Linked DNA regions of Homo sapiens: region 1 is linked to region 2. Evidence: read pairs that join two places in POLR2A ChIA-PET (ENCODE). Cell type or tissue: B cell. All regions are shown on one strand. Each heading gives the region's core, and the rest is flanking DNA. Links, peaks and the distances in the headings are about the cores only.

Region 1 (4,397 bases), core at 166-4,165, 89 kb after region 2:
GTCAAAGTATTTATCACTCCAACTTTATCTCATCTACAAATCTGATAAAGATGCCTTTTATATTGTGCATAAATTACATGACAAGGGACTTAAAAAGATCATTAGAGAAAAAATACACAATTTGTAATCAGAATATCAAAGTTGAAGTCTAGCCTTTACCACTTATTAGCTATGACTTGAACAAATGGCTAAATAGTACCAATCCTCAGTTTCCTCATCTACAAAATGAACGATCAGATGAAATCCTGGATAACCTTCGAAAATTATAATGTATTACATCCAAGTCATTATATAAAACTATGAATTATCTGTAATAATCTGTACTATGGTTATCATTAACTAACATTTATAATTTTCCCACTGTATAGATGAGGAAAATGAGGGCAGTGAACTGCCCATGATTATATTATTTGGCTTGTTACAGAAATGATTCAAGAAGTCTACCAGGATATAAAAAATAAACAAATAAAGAGACATTCAAAGTAAATTAGTAAAAACCAAAACAAGAACATAGAATAGTACCTGAAATGAGGCCAACACAAAAACCACACATTTGGCTCTAAGCCCTTTAGTAGCCAACATTAAAAAAAAATTATTTGCACAGGTCACAATGGTTCTGAGATGAAACAGACTGATACTCAGAAAAAAACACAATTATCCTTGATACTAAGCAGAAAAAAAAAAGAGTACCTCATAAAGAAATATAATGAACAGTACATTCAACAACATCCTCAGAGGAAGCAGAACAAATGTTAATGGCATCATACTTAAAACATCTGTCAGAAGAATTCTGTCAAGGGCAAATATAAAACAGTCCTCTAACAACACTCCTCCCTGCTGGTCTGCCTTCAGAAGGGAGCAATTTAGAGTATTTGAAGAAATAGTTATCTTTTTTTTTTTTTTAATTTAAGAAATAGGTATCTCTTAATTCATTCTCAGGTAACACTATTTCTTATAGCCAAACTTTTAATAATTTTTTTTTAATGGAAAGAATAGGACAATATAGCCCCTGGAAGATTCCTGGAATGCAAGTATCCTGTGCTCATCAAATACAGACTCATGGGCCCTCACAGGCTACGAGAATAGCTGACATCCTCTTCTTAGAGTGGAAGGATCTAGTAATGATGGACGCCTAAATGCAAAGAAGGCTATTCCACCTCCACCTGGAGACCAGGGGAATCACTACCAAGCCCCCAAAATTCTGATTCATAAAATTTTAGCCTGAAAAATTTTAAAGGAAGGCATAACCAGACATTCAGTGGTCTACAACAGCCCAAATGGCATCCAAGATTAAAACTTACATGTTGTGATTCTCAACCCAACCTTTCTTCCTCAACACTACGAAATCTCCCTTCAGCCTCCTTAATATATTTTCGGGCACCTGATGATGTTTGGTTGTGGCACTTACAGAAACTCAAAACAAGCAGGATATTTTATACAAATCTGATCGTACAATATAAAAGTTATTATTAATAATAAAGTCTCACCATATGCACACATCTTAAATAACGGGATTCCTCATTAAATACTCATCAAGAATCTCATAATTTAAAAGCTGGAAGGTAAATTACAAACAACGCTTACCCTACCACCACCATGGCACCACTTCGGCCATTCTTGACAGAATTATTCTTTAAATTATGCAAGTTTTAAATCATAAAATTTTTAGAAACTCATCCCTAACTTGCAGTAAAATGCAACCAATTCATATCGACATCCCTTAGCTAACAGCTAAAGAAAATAAAGGATTGTTAAACCAAAGTTATTAAACTAATAAATAATTATTAGTTTCACTAAATTCTGCTTCTATTAAGCCTAAGTTTATTTCCCTAACATATATCAGGACCTTAAGCAACTTCAAACCTACTCTTCAAACCTGTCAGTGAATAACCACTTCTTTTTTTTTTTTTTTTTTTTTTTGAGACAGAGTCTCACTCTGTTGCCCAGGCTGCAGTGCAGTGGCACAATCTCAGCTTACTGCAATCTCCGTCTCTTGGGTTCCAGCAATTCTCCTGCCTCAGCCTCCGGAGTAGCTGGGATCACAGGTGTGAGCCACCACACCCGACAGAATAAACACTTCTAATATATCAATTAACATTAACTTAAGACACTAACGTCCTCTCTTCTTCTTCTTCTTTTTCTTCTTCTTTCCAGTTGCTCCATCTCCATCGCCATCTCCATCTAAGAAAAGACATTTCAAGTACATGTTCATTTAAACCTCATAAGCAGAGGGACAAAGCAAGTACAAGGAGACAAGTATTTGCTCTATTCAATAAATGAACAAACGTTAGTTTATTTTATCTTGTTTACATTTATTCTTTCACTGAAATAAGAAATAGGAAGCAGCTACCAGGTGTGGTGGCACATGCCTATAGTCCCAGCTACTAGGGAAGCTGAGGTGGGAGGATCACTTGAGCCAAGGAGTTGGAATCCAGCTTGGGCAACATAGTGAGACTCCAACACTAAAAAATTTAGAAACAGGAAGCAGCAGTTTAGCAAAGTGGGAGGTAACGTGATCTAGGACTTACGTGGGTTGAACCATATGAAAATGCCAATACTTGACCATTTTTGGTCAAAATTGCCACTTCTTTTCTTTCTTTTTTTGAAACAGGGTCTAGCTCTGTTGCCCAGGCTGGAGTGCAATGGCGCAATCTCAGCTCACTGCAACCTCCGCCTCCCAGGTTTGAGTGATTCTCATGTCTCAGCCTCCACCTCCCAAGTATCTGGGATTACAGGTGCATGCCACCATGCCCATCTAATTTTTTTTTTTTTTTTTTTTAGTAGAGATGGAGTTTCGCCATGTTGACCAGGCTGGTCTCGAACTCCTGACATCAAGTGATTTGCCAGCCTTGGCCTCCCAAGTCCTGGGATTATAGGCGTGAGCCACTGTACCCAGCCTCAAAATCACCATTTCTTATGTTCAATCTTATGAAATTATCAAAAACCTAGCAGGCAGAAGAGAACAGTAGAAGTACAAATATTAGGCTAGGTAAAGTGGTTCACACCTGTAATCCTAGCACTTTGGGAGGCTGAGGCAGGTGGATCACTTGAGCCCAGGAGTTTGAGACCAGTCTGGAGGACATGGTGAAACCCTGTCTCTACTAAAAGTACAAAAAATTATCCAGGTGTGGTGGTATGCGCCCATAGTCCCAGTTACTTGGAAAGCTGAGATGTGGGAGGATCACCTGAGCCAGGGAAGTCAAGGCTGCAGTGAGCTGAGATCGAGCCACAGCACGTCAGCCTGGGTGACGGGAGGGAGATCTTGTATCCTAACAACAACAAACCCAAAACACAAATATTGCTGACTTATTCATTATGGATTTTTAGATTCAAAAGCCTAACAAAAGGCACACGAAAAATTATAATCTAATTCACATATCGTGCACTGTAACGTTAACAGTAACCTTCTTCACCCCATTAAATGTTTGTTGGGCTCTTAAGTGCCAGGCAATAGGGACAGAAAAATAAGATAGTTTCTGTTCTGGAGAAACAATAGTTTTTTCCAGACTAAAACTGGTTATGAATCTTGAAGTATTTGTTTTAGGTTGTGACTAGTGTATGTAGCACTATACCTAGTGTATGTAGCACAACCTAAAACAAATACTTGAAGATACATCACCAATTTTAAACATATACTAAAAATCTTTCCATCTGGGTGACCTTGGGCAAGTTATTTAGCCTCCCTCTACCCTGGTTTCTTCATCTTTAAAATGGAACAAAAAGGTCCTTCTTTGATACTTTCATCCTTTTGAGGCTAATTACCTTATTCAATGTCCAATGTCTGTATTCAGTACAGAAAAACAGCCACCATTTATAGAACTTTGTGCCAGGATGGCAGCAGAGCCAGGATCTGAGTATTAATCTATATATGTTTATAGTTCCAACCATTATACCATGTTGAAATTTGTGCTTTTACATGTCTTTTCTTCACAGTATCCCAGCATATTCTTCATAGGCAGAGATGGTTGGTTTTTTTGGTTTTTCTGTGACAGGGTCTCACTCTGTTGCCCAAGCTGGAGTGCAGTGGCAGGATCACAGCTCACTGCAGCCTCAATCTCCCAGACTCAGGAAATCCTCCCACCTCAGCTTCCTGAATAGCTGAGACTACAGGCACGCACCACTATACCTGGCTAATGTTTTTTAATCTTTTGCAGAGACAAGGTCTAAGTTGCCCAGACTGGTCTCGAATCGCATCTCAGCCTCCCAAAGTGCTGGGATTATAGGCATGAGCCACCAGGCCTGGCCAGCAGAGGCTGCTTATGTTTATTTGTGTTACTACTATGCCCAAATCAGTTGATATCTGTTGAATGACAACTGGAAATCATATTTTAAAAAAAAGAGTCTCAAGCTTTTAAGCTCTGCCTTGCACTATCTAGAAACATTAATTCTAAATGAAC
Region 2 (4,397 bases), core at 92-4,091:
AAACTGAGTAGACAGGCAACGCTGAAGGGAAAGAGAATTCGGGGAACTGCGATGTATTTCTGTTCCTTTAGAAATGGAAGGTTTGGGCTTTAATGTGATCTCAAGCCATTTGGGGGAAGTTTGGAGTTTAGAATGATTTGAAGAATAAAGGCCTTGTTTTTGACTGACTGTTATTTCAGATCTTACCCATCTATCAATTAAATCTGACTTATTAACAGTATCTGGCAAAAATTCTGTCCGTTTGAGGATGGTGTGTGGTATTCTTGTACCTAACTATTCTCCTTAACCTTTTGGGAAAATGACCATATCCGTTTGTCTTAGCACTGGGCCCCCTCAGGACTTGCAAGGCTTTTTTTTTTTTTTTTTTTTTTTTTTTTTTTTTTTTTTTTTTTTTGAGCCAGAGTCTCGTCTCACTCTGTCACCCAGGCTTGAGTGCAATGAAGCAATCTTGGCTCACTGCAACTTCCGGGTTCAAGCGATTGTCCTGCTTCAGCCTCCTGAGTAGCTGGGATTACAGGCGCACACCACCATGCCAGGCTAATTTTTGTATTTTTAGTAGAGACGAGGTTTCACCATGTTGGCCAGGCTGGTCTTGAACTCCTGACCTCATGATCCCCCCGCCCTGGCCTCCCAAAGTGCTGGGATTACAGGTGTGAGCTTCTGCGCCCGGCCAAGGACTTGCAGGGCTTAAGGAGAGAATTGTGTTTTCTATTATGTCTTAAAAGCCAGCAAACTGTAAATCCTAGAGAGGAATCATTTTCAGGAAACTAGAGATGTAGTCCAGCCTTGGAGTAGCTTGCCATCCATACAGTCTTAAAGGTACTATCAATTTCTTTTTAAATCAAAGCATCAAACAGGCACCACTGTTTGTAAGGACTTGGGGAAAAATGAGCCCAATTGATACTTCTTTTCAAGCAAGTAACATCTAGCAAACTACACAAGCAAATAGGAACAAAATCAAGACAACATAAAACTGATTCCAGCTCCAAAACTAGTTCTGTGGCCTTCTGAAGTTTCTTACCTTTACCACAAATATTCCATGTGATCAGACACGCAGCATATTACAGTGAAAAGAGCAAGGACTTAAAGCCAAGGCATTCATCCCATGGGAATTTTTAGTTCTAATGCCACTGTAGCCACTTTCTAGCTGAGTGATTTTAAAGAGTTATCTAACCACAGATTCCTCATCTGTAAAATGGGGATAATAAAATCTAACTTGTAAGGATTAGGAACATTGTAGATGTCCAACAAATGGGGTGTGTGCATGTGTATATGCATAAATTACCTCAGCCTCCCTCTGAGATGAGAGAGTGAGATAAAACACAATGTACTAGCCCAGGCACAGTGGCTCATATATGTAATCACAGCACTTTGGGAGGTTGAGGCAGGAGGATCGCTTGAGCCCAGGAGCTGCAGACCAGCCTGAGCAACATGGAGAAACTCTGTTCCTACAAAAAATTCAAAAATTAGCTGGGCATGGTGATGGGCCACTGTGGTCCTAGCTACTCAGGAGGCTTTGTCTTTAGATTGCTTAATCTTCATTTGTTTTTATTATAACAAAAATAAGCTTTGTTTAGAAGTCCCTTGGACAGCCAGGTGCAGTGGCTCACACCTGTAATCCCAGCACTTTGGGAGGCTGGGGAGGGAGGATCGCTTGAGGCAGGAGTTCAAGATTAGCCAGGGCAACCTAACAAGACCCCATCTCTACAAAAATTTAAAAACAAAATAGCAGGGCATGGTGGGGCTCCCGTGTAATCCCAGACACTCAGGAGGCTGGGGTGGGAAGATCACTTGAGCCCAGGAGTGTGAGGCTACAGTGAGCTGTGATGGTACCACTGCACTGCAGCCTGGGTGACAGAGCAAAACCCTCTATCTGGAAAAACAAAAAGATTCTTGGTTGGTGATGTTTCCTCAGAAATCAAATCCACTTCTGACCCTAAGCTGCATAAGACATATGCAGGGGAGACAAGGAGAAAGTCGTTTGTTCAATGCAGACTTGGAGGGCAAACATAGGCCCAGAGGGTAAATATCACAATGAAGCAAATTTTGGTTTTCTCTAAAGGAGAAATTTCTAGTAACAGGAGGAGGTTACTAAGTCACCAAATCCTGGAGGAAACAGCTCTGCCTTGGTATCAGGAAGCTAAGTAACCCACTGTGGCTCAGTCATTTCACCCTCAACTTCAACTTTCCCAACTGCAAAATTCAGACTAAAGCTTTTATCTTTACTGTTTTGGGTGCCAGTGCTTACCAGGACACTTCCTGTATCACTGAGTCTACAGAAGAAATTGATATATGACCATCAATACATTTCACATCAAATAAAGATAGAGGAAATGATGATACAGTTCAGATCAGGAAGAGGAAGTAAAACCTTGTTTATAAACCAGTTGATCCCCACCTGCATCCTTATAATGAGTAGTGTAGAGAACACATACATCTCGGTCTCTTTTTTACATTTTTTTTTTAGAGATAGGGTCTCACTCTGCCACCCAGCTGGAGTGCAATGGTGCAATCTTAGCTCACTGCAGCCTTGATCTCCCAGGCTCAAGCGATCCTCCCATCTCAACCTCTCAAGTAGCTGGGACTACAGGCGTGCCACCATGTTCAGCTTTTTTTTTTTTTTTTTTTTTTTTTTTTTTTTTTTTTTTTTTTTTTTTTTTTTTTATGTTTAGTAGAGACGAGGTCTTGCTATGTTGCCCAGGCTGGTCTCAAACTTCTAAACTCAAGCAATCCTCTTGCCTGGGCCTCCAAAGTGCTGAGACTACAAGCATGAGCTACCATGCCCAGTGAGAGCATATACATTTCTCTTTCTCCCTGAGCCCTTTCTCATCTGTTATTCTGCTCATTCTCCAAGGTCATCAGTTAAGAAGTAAATTATGGTAGAAGAGATTCTATAAATTATGATAGAAGAACATCTCAATCAATTTGGACACCTTAACATGTAAGTCAGGCCGGGTGTGGTAGCTCATGCCTGTAATCCCAGCACTTTGGGAGGCCGAGGCGGGCGGATCATGAGGTCAGGGGTTCGAGACCAGCCTGACCAACATGGTGAAACCCCGTCTCTACTAAAAATACAAAAATTAGCTGGGCGTGGTGGTGGGCGCCTGTAATCCCAGCTACTCAGGAGGCTGAGGCAGGAGAATTGCTTGAACCCGGGAGGCAGAGATTGCAGTGAGCCGAGATCGCGCCACTGCACTCCAGCCTGGGCGACAGAGCGAGACTCGTCTCAAAAAACAAAACAAAACAAAACAAAACAAAACAAAAAACCCATTATTTTCACAAGTAGATACATTGGGGGGTGAGAAGTTGTAATAACTATTCCACAAAAAAGTCACTTTCATGCCATCTATAAGGTAAACTATAAAAGAACAATGGCTGGTCATGAGAAGACTTGCTTTCTAATTCCAGATCTGATGCTTGCTGTGTGGCTTCAGACAAGTCACTTAATACTATAATTTCCTCAGCTATATAATGCTAAGTATGAAGAAAGAGGATCTGTATGAAAATCCTTTGCGAGGTAGAAATTGCTCTGCAATGAAAAACATCATTACTAATGCATAATTCTTCTTTTCCTCATTCCATTTATATTGGAATAATGCCATTAATATATCTTTGGGATAACTCATATTTCTCTCTTCCCTCCATTGATTTATTCATGAAATGACTGAAGGCATTTTGGTAGATAAAGAAAAGACAAGTGACAATAACCTGTTACAGGATTAAAGCCAAATGGCTGTGTAAAAAAGGGTACATTAAATGATCAAATCAAAGACTATACATTTGCTATTTGTAAGACAAATACTGCATCTTTATGGGTTTTCAGATCCATCAGTTAAATAACAAAGTAGTGGTATAACATACTCAAGAGGTTTAATATAACATTAAATGAAGGCTGACAACCATGAAAACCATTTATCATTGTATTTAAACCACTAATTTCAGATTAAATTTAAAACACTTAATTCCTAATTGTTAGCACTGACATGCCAACAAAAATCTTAAGGAAATATTTTGTAGCTAGATCACACCATTGTTACACATTTGCTTGAGAAAACAAAGTATGTATGTAATTAAAGTATGTAACTAAATCCTACCTTATCATTATGGTGCCTTCAATAAGATCCACTCTGCCAAAAATTGAACAATTTATAATACATAGTTTAATTGGAAATTTTTATTGTCATCTGTCAAATTCTGAGACTATACTTTTTGATGTAGTGTATGTGGTTAGAGCATTCTCTGAATAAATCCAAGGTTGCATGGCCATTCTTACAGGAGCCACTTAACTTGAAAAGGGAGAAAAAAAAATCAGTGGCATATCACAACTTGCTATCTAGCCACCTTCTCTGATTTTGGTGAAAGTGATTCAAAGGTGACCAGGTAATTGTAAATGGACA

What was found. ChIA-PET counts read pairs that join two places held together with the same protein. Peaks named below come from ENCODE experiments on the same cell type or tissue, not always from the same donor. Only the 100,000 strongest peaks of a DNase experiment are listed, where the experiment ranks them.
Region 1: POLR2A ChIA-PET joins it to region 2 with 11 read pairs; 8 of 35 experiments call an interaction of 5 or more read pairs at or near these places.

The regions. Positions count from the first base shown.
Region 1 is chr12:95,480,999-95,485,395 of GRCh38, reverse strand. It overlaps METAP2 (methionyl aminopeptidase 2), which reads right to left. Exons shown (of 11, transcript NM_006838.4): 3 at 2,116-2,181. Among named protein-coding and RNA genes, the nearest start is that of METAP2, 9.0 kb to the right of the region's middle. In B cell, for the core only: no CTCF peak of the experiment used is centred there; no DNase peak of the experiment used is centred there.
Region 2 is chr12:95,569,546-95,573,942 of GRCh38, reverse strand. No RefSeq gene overlaps it. Among named protein-coding and RNA genes, the nearest start is that of USP44, 20 kb to the right of the region's middle. In B cell, for the core only: no CTCF peak of the experiment used is centred there; a DNase peak (open chromatin) is centred at 2,382; H3K4me3 peaks cover 835 bases; H3K27ac peaks cover 2,931 bases.